2 separate regions of the Homo sapiens genome follow, and region 2 is linked to region 1. The links are chromatin loops, found by intact Hi-C in ENCODE. Cell type or tissue: heart right ventricle. All regions are shown on one strand. Links, peaks and the distances in the headings refer to the core of each region. The heading gives the core; the rest is flanking DNA.

What was found. Peaks named below come from ENCODE experiments on the same cell type or tissue, not always from the same donor. Only the 100,000 strongest peaks of a DNase experiment are listed, where the experiment ranks them.
Region 2: it touches region 1 in a loop (8-fold over the local background); 12 of 110 quality-filtered maps call a loop at or near these places.

The regions. Positions count from the first base shown.
Region 1 is chr15:99,281,014-99,283,513 of GRCh38, reverse strand. All of the region lies in intron 3 of LRRC28 (leucine rich repeat containing 28), which reads right to left. Among named protein-coding and RNA genes, the nearest start is that of LRRC28, 31 kb to the right of the region's middle. In heart right ventricle, for the core only: no CTCF peak of the experiment used is centred there; no DNase peak of the experiment used is centred there; H3K27ac peaks cover 1,878 bases.
Region 2 is chr15:99,906,268-99,914,656 of GRCh38, reverse strand. No RefSeq gene overlaps it. Among named protein-coding and RNA genes, the nearest start is that of LYSMD4, 180 kb to the right of the region's middle. In heart right ventricle, for the core only: a CTCF peak has its summit at 4,506 (motif pointing right); no DNase peak of the experiment used is centred there.

The DNA.
Region 1 (2,500 bases), core at 1-2,500:
CTCCTGAGTAGCTGGGATTACAGGTGCGCACCACCACACCCGGCTAATTTTTTTTTGTATTTTCAGTAGAGATGGGGTTTCAGCATGTTGGTCCAGCTGGTCTCAAACTCCTGACCTCGTGATCCACCCACCTCGGCCTCCCAAAGTGCTGGGATTACAGGCATGAGCCACCATGCCTGGCCTGTACCATGGAATTCTAAGATGTTAACAACAGGACAAACTGGGTAAGGGGTACACCAGTATGACCCATACTATGTTTATAACTTTTCTATAAATATAAAATTGTTCCAAAATAAAAAAAGTTTTAAAAAATAATTTTTAGTTTGGGTGTGGTGGCTCACGCCTGTAATCCCAGCACTTTGGGAGGCCGAAGTGGGTGGATCACCTTAGGTGAGGAGTTTGAGACCAACCTGACCAACATGGAGAAACCTCGTCTCTACTAAAACTACAAAAATTAGCTGGGCATGGTGGCACATGCCTGTAATCCCAGCTACCTGGGAGGCTGAGGCAGAAGAATCTCTTGAACCCAGGAGGCGGAGGTTGCAGTGCACTGAGATGTTGCCACTGACTCCAGCCTGAGCGACAAGAGCGAAATTCCATCTCAAAAAAAAAAATTTTTAATTAAAGAAACAGGACTTCTACTTTCAGTCAGGATGAATAACAACAATGGAGTAAATGGGATTTTCCCAACTGTTCTAAACAACAAGAAAACCAGATGAAATACAGTCACATGCCACTTAATGACTGGGATATGTTCTAAGAAATGTGTCGTTAGGTGATTTCCTTGTTATGCAAACATCATAGGGTGTTCTTACACAAACCTAGATGGTATAGCCTACCACACACCTAGGTTACAAGGTGTAGTTGCTCTTAGGCTACAAATCTGGACAGTATGTTATCGTATTGAATACTGTAGACAACTGTAACACAATCAGACAACTGATACACGATGTATTTGTGTATCTAAACATATGTAAACATAGAAAAGGTACAGTAAAAACACAGTATTATAATCTTATGAGACCACCATTATGTATGTGGCCTGTCATTGACATAATTATGCTGTGCATGACTGTACATGAAACAATTATTTTCAGATATTAACAAAGGCAACTAGGACTACATTCCCTAAGAGAAAGGAAGTAAGCCACACAATCTCCCTAGCTTTCACCCTAGGGGCAAATTCTGGACTGTAGAACAGGAAGGAAATCCCAAAGTACAGAAGTCTTACTGAGTTATGGAGACACATATCAGAGTTCAGGGAACCTGAGGCAACTGGAAGTTGTGGGGTAAAGTTCTGAAGAAGAGAGAGCTACTGCTACAAAAAAAAAAAAAACCTCCAAAAATTTGCATAAGGAATCCCTTGGCCTCACTCATAGCTGAATTCTAGAACAAACACACATAAGAAAAACTCTAACAGGATACAGTGGGTCATGGGTCATACCTGTAACCCTAGCTACTTGGGAGGCTGAAGCAGGAGGATCACTTGAGGACAAGAATTCAAGACCAGCCTGAGCAATATAATGGGACCCCCATCTCAAAAAATAATAGAAGAAAAATAAAAGGTACTCCAGGCAAAAAGCACCTGAAAATCAATCAGCTGAACAGCCTGCAAAGCTCACAGTGTTGAGAGACATTCAAGTTCTGAGCAAGTATGCCAAATCCTTGTTGATCATTTGAGGTATTCAAGAGAGATCCTGGAAAGCTCATGCTTTAGTAATAGGGCTAACCTAACCACCTATCCTAACAAAGTATAAAAATAAGCCATAAAAGGATCAAAGTAAACTGCAAATAGCTGCATGCCAGAAAAAAGGGACACAATAAAATTTAGACTCTCAAAAATGCAAACTTTATAAGGTCCATCCAATCAAAAAGTATTAGACATGCCAAGAATCAGGAAAATATGACCCATAACCAGGAGAAAAATCAGTCAGTACAAATAGAACCAGTATGACACAGATGACAGAATTAGCAAACAGGACATTAAAATAGCTATAATAACTATATTCAGCTATTTAAATGAAAATATGAACATTATAAGAACTGTAAGATAAAGAAAAATAAACAGAACTTCCAAATATCATAAATACAGTAACAGGCTGGGCACAGTGGCTCACTCCCATAATCCCAGAGCTTTGGGAGGCTGAGGCAGGAGGATCACTTGAGCCCAGGAGTTTGATGTTACAGTGAGCCATGATTGCATCACAACACTCCAGTGTAACTCCTGGGTGACAATGTAAGACCCTGTCTCAAAAACACACACAGAAAGCCAGCCTGGGCAACACAGCAAATCCCCATGTCTATGAAAAAATTTAAAATTTAGCTGGGCATGGTGGTGCATGCCTGTACTTCTAGCTACTTGGGAGGCTGAGATGGGAGGATCCCTTGAGCCCAGGAGTTCAAGGCTGCAACGAGCTAGGATAGAGCCACTGCACTCCAGCCTGGGCGACAGAGCAAGACCCTGTCCCTTAAAAAAAAAAAAATACAGTAACCAAAGAGA
Region 2 (8,389 bases), core at 3,452-5,951, 630 kb before region 1:
AAAAATGAAGCAAATATTCTCCCAGGGCAAGAGGAAAAGAAGGTTGTCCGAGTACCTCTCAGGGAGGAAGGTGGAGCTGACAGCCAGGAGAATTCACTATAGAAGAACCCAGACCTGGGAGCAAAGAACCCACTTCAGGGCTCACTGAAGACTCTGTCCTGGCTTCTTAACCCAGCCCACCTGGGGAGCAGGGAAGGGCCCTGCAATTGAGACGACTGAATAGAGAAGGCAGCTAGGCACGGTGGCACACACCTGTAATCCCAGCACTTTGGGAGGTCGAGGCGGGTGGATCACAAGGTCAGGAGTTCAAGACCAGCCTGGCCAACATGGTGAAACCCCGTCTTTACTAAAAATACAAAAATTAGCTGGGAGCACCTGTAATCCCAGCTACTTGGGAGGCTGAGGCAGGAGAATTTCTCGAACTCGGGAGGTGGAGGTTGCAGTGAAACGAGATCATGCCACTGCACTCCAGCCTGGGTGAGAGAGCGAGACTCCATCTCAAAAAAAAAAAAAAAAAAATTGAAAAGGCAACTGCATACAGGGGAGGATTCTGTGTTAAAGCCTGCTTTTCCTGGTAGGAATTTCTTGAAGCAACAGGAAGCTCTGAAACTCTGTTTTCAGTCACTTGGACAGTCAGTCGGTTGTGGGTCAACAAACTTTCCATGTGTTTATGTTTGAGGCACCAGGCTGAGCCCTGGAGATGTAGAGTGGAAAGCAGAGGGTTGTACTGGAAGTGACTGTAGACGGTGTAGTGGCTGAGGCCATGACGGATGGACAGCACAGGCCTCTGGAAGGGACACTAAAAGGGAGTATCTGCCTAGTCTAGGTGCCATCCGTAATGATACCTGACATTTTTGACTTGGGCTTTGTGCAGATGACAAATGGAGCGTTCAGAATGCCAAGAACAACAGCTCAGGGCCAGGCGCGGCGGCTTATGCCTGTCATCCCAGCACTTTGGGAGGCTGAGGCAGGCGGATCACCTGAAGTCACGAGTTCGAGACCAGCCTGGCCAACATGGCGAAATCCTGTCCTACTAAAAATACAAAAATTAGCTGGGCCTGGTGGCGGGTGCCTGTAATCCCAGCTACTCGGAAGGCTGAGGCAGGAGAATCACTTGAACCCAGGAGGCAGAGGTTGCAGTGAGCCAAGGATCATGCCACTGCACTCCAGCCTGGGCAACAAAGCAAGACTCCACCTCAAAAAAAAGAACAACAGGCCTGAAATGGGGCCACCCTCCTGCTAGCTGGAAAAGGTGCCATGGCTTCCTCTGTCAGTGTCAGCTCCCATCACAAAGGAGGGACAAGTAACAGCCTACTCTTCCAGGCCAGGCCTCCTCCCACAGCTGTCGGCCTTAGGCATAGTCTGTGTGTCTTGAGTTGTCCAGCGTCCTGGTGGAAGGCTTTGCTTCCTAAGTGTCTGTAATGCATGGGGCTCATCTGGGGCCAGCTGACATAGCAGGCTGCGTGCCGTGCAGTCCTGGCCTGTCCAGCCTGCACCTCAGTGCTCTGTGCTGGGTCCCCTTCCCTGGAGGACACAGAGCCACAACCTCCCCCAGCAACAGCAGCCACATGCATTTCTTTTCTTTATTTTTTATTTTTTTTTTCAAAAAGGACATGAGGTCTCACAAAATTGACATATAATATGTTAATAAAATTGTTTTTAAACTATGAGAGTTAAACTTAACTCTCTGGTTAAGCTTTAACTCTTTAACTCTCTGGGTTAAGCTTTCAATTTTGCTCTGAACTCATGTCCCAGGACTCATGTCCACACCAACGAGTAGAATCATCTTTAAAGAAACCACGCCGGCTGGGTGCAGTGGCTCCCACCTGTAATCCCAGCACTTTGGGAGACTAAGGAGGGTGGATCTCTTGAGATCAGGAGTTTGAGACCAGCCTGGCCAACATGGCAAAACCCCATCTCTACTAAAAATGCAAAAAAGTAGCCAGACATGGTGGCTGGCACCTGTAATCCCAGCTACTCAGGAAGCTGAGGCAAGAGAATTGCTTGAACCTGGGAGGCAGAGGTTGCAGTGAGCGGAGATCGCGCCATTGCACTCTAGCCTGGGCAGTAACAGCGAAACTCCATCTGAAGAAAAGAAAGAAAAGAAAGAAGAAGGAAGGAAGGAAGGAAGGAAGGAAGGAAGGAAGGAAGGAAGAAGGAAGAAAGGAAGAAAGGCAGAAAGGCCCGCCCTCGCCACATATGATGTTGACCTTTGCTGTTTTCTACCCCATCCTATTCCATTTTGTAGGATGCTGGGGCAGCTCCCTCAACTAATTCATGCCCCAGGAATTGGAATATCCACAAGGGTTTAGAAAACTGTCCCCTCCACTGAGAGCCCTCTGAGGACAGGGCTATCTCTTCCTTGCCCTGAGCCTGGCATACAGTAGGTGCTTATTGAAGCCTTGAGAACCTTAGTGAGGGGTAAGGAAAGAGGCTGGGGATGGAATTTGTGAGGTGGTACATAGTGAGAATTGAGAAACTTAGGGTGTGTCCCTTTTTGCCCCAGCTGTGAGGAAGTTCAAACCATGACTTTGAGACCTTTAAAACTACTTATCTTGAGTTTGTGTCTAGTGGAGAACCAGCTGTGAGCCTCATGAAGCCTGTCATCACAGTTCGTTAATTTGAGGACTGAGCTCTCTCGCGGCTCAGAAGACAGACGACTATTTGAGCAGATTTGTGTGGGCAGAGCTGGATTCACTCCAACTACCAAGTTAGAATTGTTAGAGATTGCATTTTGCAACACCAAAATGAACCAGCGTGGAAGATTTTAGAAGCATGGAAAATTAAACCTAGAAAGACCATAGGGAAACATCCAGCCAACTCTCCCATTTTAAAAGTGAAGGATTTAGGCTGGGCATGGTGGCTCATGCCTGTAATCCCAGGGAAGCTGAGACGGGTAGATCACTTGAGGTCAGGAGTTCGAGACCAGCCTGGCCAACATGGTGAAACCCCATCTCTACTAAAATACAAAACTTAGCTGGGCACGGTGGCACACACCTGTAATCCCAGCTACTTGGGAGGCTGAGGCAGGAGAATTGCTTGAGCCTGGGAGGCGGAGATTACAGTGAACTGAGATCGCACCACTGCACTCCAGCCTGGGTGACAGAGCGAGACTCCGCCTCAAAAAATAAAAAATAAAAATAAAAATAAATAAAAGTAAAGGATTAGTAAATCCTAGATTACTTGCCCAAGATCAGGAAAAAGACAAGAACCCAAATATACTAGCTCCCAATTCAACATTCTTCTTATTATTAAACATTGCCCCTTTCAAAAACTTTGGATTTCATCCTCGTCATATTTCAGTACTCTTGTTGATTTATTTTGGGTTTATCTGATCAAGAACTAACATTTCAGAGGTGTTAGGATTGATCAGTGTTACTGCTTTGTGAAAGGAAAATAACATCTCAGGATTCCATTTCACTAAGCCGAAAGGAAAAAAAATAAGCTGAAGGCTGGGCCGTGCAAGAAACTGCCTTTCCTTCTGTTCGTAAGCAGATTGCTACAGATGAAAGGCCAGATATCTCCACAGGTAGCTACTCTATGTTCACTTTATCTTGGGTAAAGTGCTAATTTACTGACCACAAAATGAATACATGTTGCCGGGTGTGGTGGCTCACAACTGTAGTCCCAGCACTTTGGGAGGCCAAGGCGGGTGGACTGCCTGAGCTCAGGAGTTCGAGACCAGCCTGGGCAACACAGTGAAACCCTGTCTCTACTAAAATACAAAAAATTGGCAGGGCATGGTGGCATTCGCTTGGAATCCCAGCTACTCAGGAGGCAGAGACAGGAGAATCGCTTGAACCTGGGAAGCGGAGGTTGCAGTGAGCCGAGATTACGCCAGTGCACTCCAGCCTGGGCGACAGAGTGAGACTCCATCTCAAAAAAAATAAAAAGAAAGAAAAATTGAACACATTTTTGACCATTCCCCTACCTGTTTCTTTCTTGCAACATGTGGATTCAGTAATGCAACTGTCCCCTCCCTCGTTCCCCTCCAGCCCGCTTTTCCCCTTTAAATACTGAAGCCCTCAAAATCATCTTTGGAAAAAGTCACGGATCACAGATTGTTCCTGTGGTTTTGTGTGCCTTTTTTCCAAGCATGTCCTTAACTTGGCAAAATAAACTTCTAAATTGATTGAGACCTGTCTCAGATATTTTTGGGTTTACAGCTTACAGATGTGAATCACTTGCCAAAGACACTGGCATTTAGCGAGCTCTCCTAGGCTGTAACCAGTATGTCAAACGTGAAGATTATTGTGTGTGATCGTTTGGATTCCTTGTTATGATGTATTTTATAAATGCACTAGTTATATCTTTGCTGATGTATTTTTGCTGATCTTTCGTAAGGTGGAACTTTTGTCTAAATGGTATATATTAAACTGTATTGAGTGTTACAAAACCAATATTCTATGGAGAATGAAAAAATAATGGACTAAATTAACTAGGGGGAGGAAAAGCACGAGTCCTGGGTTGCAAGGACCAAGTGAGGCATGGGCGGAGCAGGTTGTATTCGGCAGGCCCAGAAGAGGGAGCCCCACGACCTGTCTGCCTGTCCCTCTCGCTCTCCTCCAAGACAGACTGCCCTTGAGTTTCCACTTGACCACACTAGATTAGGTTTCTAAAGCAATGTGCTCAGGACTTTTCTTCATTCCCTCCTCCACCCTTAGAGAAGCAGACTCCAGCCAGCAAAGTAAAAAAAAACCTCAACCCCAAGTGTTGTGTATTCGGATCTCCAGAAACAACCAAACAAACAAACAAACACCACTTCAGGCATCAGGGGAATAAAATGGAGAGAACTCGGAGGGCGGCCCAGTTGAGGGCAGACATGGTCCCATAAAAGGCATCCCTGGGCAGGGGGCCGGGGGCCTGGGAGGATGGAGACACCTGAACCTCATGCTTGGAAAAAATGAGAAATAGCTCTTGATAGAGGGGCCAGAGCGTGGAGCAGGGCGGGCTGGGGGGGGCCTGACCTACGCAACAGGAAGCGGCCTGCCCACCCTCTCCACTGCCATGCTCCCCAGCACAGGTGGAAAGGAAAAGGGCTACAGAGTCTGCAGATTCTTTGTTTTTTAAAAGCCCAAGCAGCTTATTTTAAGTCAATAATGCCATGGCCTCAGAGCAAAGCAGACACTGCAGGTACAGCACTGGGAACACCAGGGGCCTGTATTCCAGGGGAAACCTGGAGCCTGGGAGGCACATTTCATGGGCAGAGGTGGGAAGGAGTCACCTGGGGCTGATTTCCATGGACCTGTGAGCCCTGAGCCCTCAGGCCTGGCTGGCTTTTTGTGGGAGCACAGCGCTTCCAGGAGCCAGCCAGCGAGGGGGCCTGCAGCCCTGCAACCCAAGCCCAGTGTGCAACAAGCAGCCAGAGGGCTCACTCTCAGAATGGGGGCTCAGCTGACCCGTCCCAGGACAGACAGCGGGCCTGTCACCGATCACGCTGTTGCGGTGGCAAAGTATTGTAAGGCCAAAGATTTGGAGCTCTGGGCCAGACTGCTGGCTTTGAATCCTGACTTAGACCTCTACTGTGTGACCCCAGGCGGGTTACTTCACTTTTCTGTGTCTCAGTTTCCTCCTCTGTAAAATAGGGGTGAAAATATGGGTCGCAATTTCTTGTTTACAATTCCAAAATCCAAAAAGCTCCAAAGAAATGATACATAAACACACACATACATACATATACACAGCCTCTTCAACTTAAGATAGGGTTACATCCACATAAACTCATTGTAAGTTGAAATGATTGTTAAGTTGAAAATGAATTTAATACACCTAACCTACCAAACATCATAGCTGAGCCTAGCCTACCTTAAACGCGCTCGGAACACTGACATTAGCCTACAGCTGGACAAAATCATCTGGCAAGGCAGTCCACTGTGGAGTATCAGTTCTTTTTTTTTTTTTTTTTTTGAGATGGAGTCTTGCTCTGTCTCCAGGCTGGAGTGCAGTGGCGCAATCTCGGCTTACTGCAACCTCCACCTCCCAGGTTCAAATGATTCTCCTGCCTCAGCCTCCCGAGTAGCTGGGACTACAGGCACATGCCACCATGCCCAGCTAATTTTTGTATTTCTTTAGTAGAGATGGGGTTTCACCATGTTGGACAGGATGGTCTTGATCTTTTGACGTCGTGATCCACCCGCCTCGGCCTCCCAAAGTGCTGGGACTACAGGCATGAGCCATCCCGCCCGGCCGCAGTATCAGTTCTTTACCCTCCTACTTGAGTGACCGACTGGGAGCTGTAGCCACTGCAGCTGGCCAGCATTGCAAGACGGTCTTGTACCACACATGGCTAGCACAGGAAAACACTAAAATTCCAAATTTAAGTTCAGTTTCTATCGAATGCATATCACTTTCACACCATTGTAAAGTCAAAACATCCTTAAATTGAACCATGGTAAATTGGGGACCATCTGTATTGACAAAAAAAAAAAAAAAAAAGGCAAATAGCCAAATGGAAAAAAAACTGGCAAAAGGAAGGCAGTTTTAGCAGAGATTTCTAGGTACTTACTTCAATTGCCATCCCCCCAACCCCCATCCTTCTCAGTAATAGAATCCTGATGTTACTCAGAGTTGCCATTTATCTAATTGAAAGACCATGTTTCCCAGCCTCCCTTGCAGATAGGTATAGCCATGTGACTAAATTCTGATTCAATATATGCAAGCAGAAGTGTTGTGTGTTATGTCCAGGAAGACTCCTTAAAGGGAAGGAGTGTGTCCTCCTTTGTGCCTGCCTCTCCCCTGCTGGTTGGAATGAGGGTGTGATGCCTGGCACTCTAGCAGCCATCTTGGAACGTGGGGCTGAGGACCACAGCCATTCCCTAAGGAGAGCAAAATGCAGCCCTAGAAGACGCCTGGGTCCCTGATTAGTTTGCAAAGCCACAATACCAATCCCGCACTCCCTTCCTCCAGAATACTTTTACAAGGGACAAAAACAAATTTCTATCCAATTTAAGCCTCTGTTGTTTTTGGTTTTTCTGCCATATGCAAATAAACCTAATCCAATTAACACAGCAAATCACAGAGGCTCAAATCCAAATGACCAACAGAAAATGGTGCTGAAGTTTGTCGGTAATTAGAAAAATGCAAATTAAACAACACAACACTTTATACCCATCAAACTGATTAAAAACGAAATGTGTTAATATGTTTGTGGGCAAAGATTCAGGGAAAGCATTCTCTAATACATTGTTGCTGAAACATAAATTGTTATGGCATTTTTGGAAAGCAACCTGGCAACAGTTATTAAAATTAAAACTAGATATACCCTTCAATCTAGCAATCTCATTCCTGGTGCTCTAGCTCCGAGTAATAAAAGAATTAATGTGTATGCAGGTGATACAGTTTGGATCAGTGTCTCCACCCAAATCTCATGTGGAATTGTAATAATCCCCAATGTTGGAGGTAGGGCCTGGTGGGAGGTGATTGGATCATGGGGTGGATTTCTCATGAATGTTCTACTGATTGAACTCAAGAGCGATACAGATAAAGTAGAAATCATTTTTTTCCCAAGGAAGTGACTTTTATCTAAATCCTGAGTGAGAGCTGCATGTGTCTGATGATCCTTGATTCTCTGTTTATATTCATGTGAAAGAACTAGATGACTGACACACGTAGCTTCTGTAAGATTTTGTTTCAGTTGTGAATGATTTCATCATCAGCAGGTCTGTCTTCTGAGTGGGCAGGCTGGCTCTGAACTCTATGTGCAGACAGGCATGTCAAGACAACCTTGACATGAGCAGGAGAGCAGCTAAGATTGCCCTAAAATGCCAGAGAATCATAATAAATCAAAGGACTAATCCTACTCAGGAAGAATGGTTATTACATGAGAGTGTTATTTGCTGGTCGTAGCTAGCAAGAAGGTCAGGCGTAAAGGCAACTCTGCCTGCTTTTATCTCAGAATGGGCCAAAAGGAGGGAAGAGAAAGGGAAGTTGGAAAGACATAGAACTATTCATCCACAAAACCTCAATGATTTCCCTGATTTTTGTTCCATTACAACTTTGCTTTACTCATTTGATCACATGAAGCTTAAAACCTCCTGAGGCCCTACCCTTGACAATAGTATCCATCTTCCCTACTTCTTCTGCTCCCTTCTGGGCAAATTTTGGACAACTAGCAACTCTGTTCTCTTTTATTCGTATAACAGCCTCCAGAACTGCACGAGAATCCATTTCAGTTGTTTTAAGTCACCAAGCGTGTAGTAATTTGTTATGGCAGCCCTAGGAAACTCATATAAATAGAATCTCATTAACTTCCTGTCTTTCAGAAGTCCTCCAGAAATCTCTGAGCCGCTCATGTAAACCCTGGGCCCATATTACTCTCAGTACTGCTGTGTATTTATTTCGTTTTGTTTCTCTTGACTAGGACAGAAGTGAGGTAGTTTCAGTCTGCATT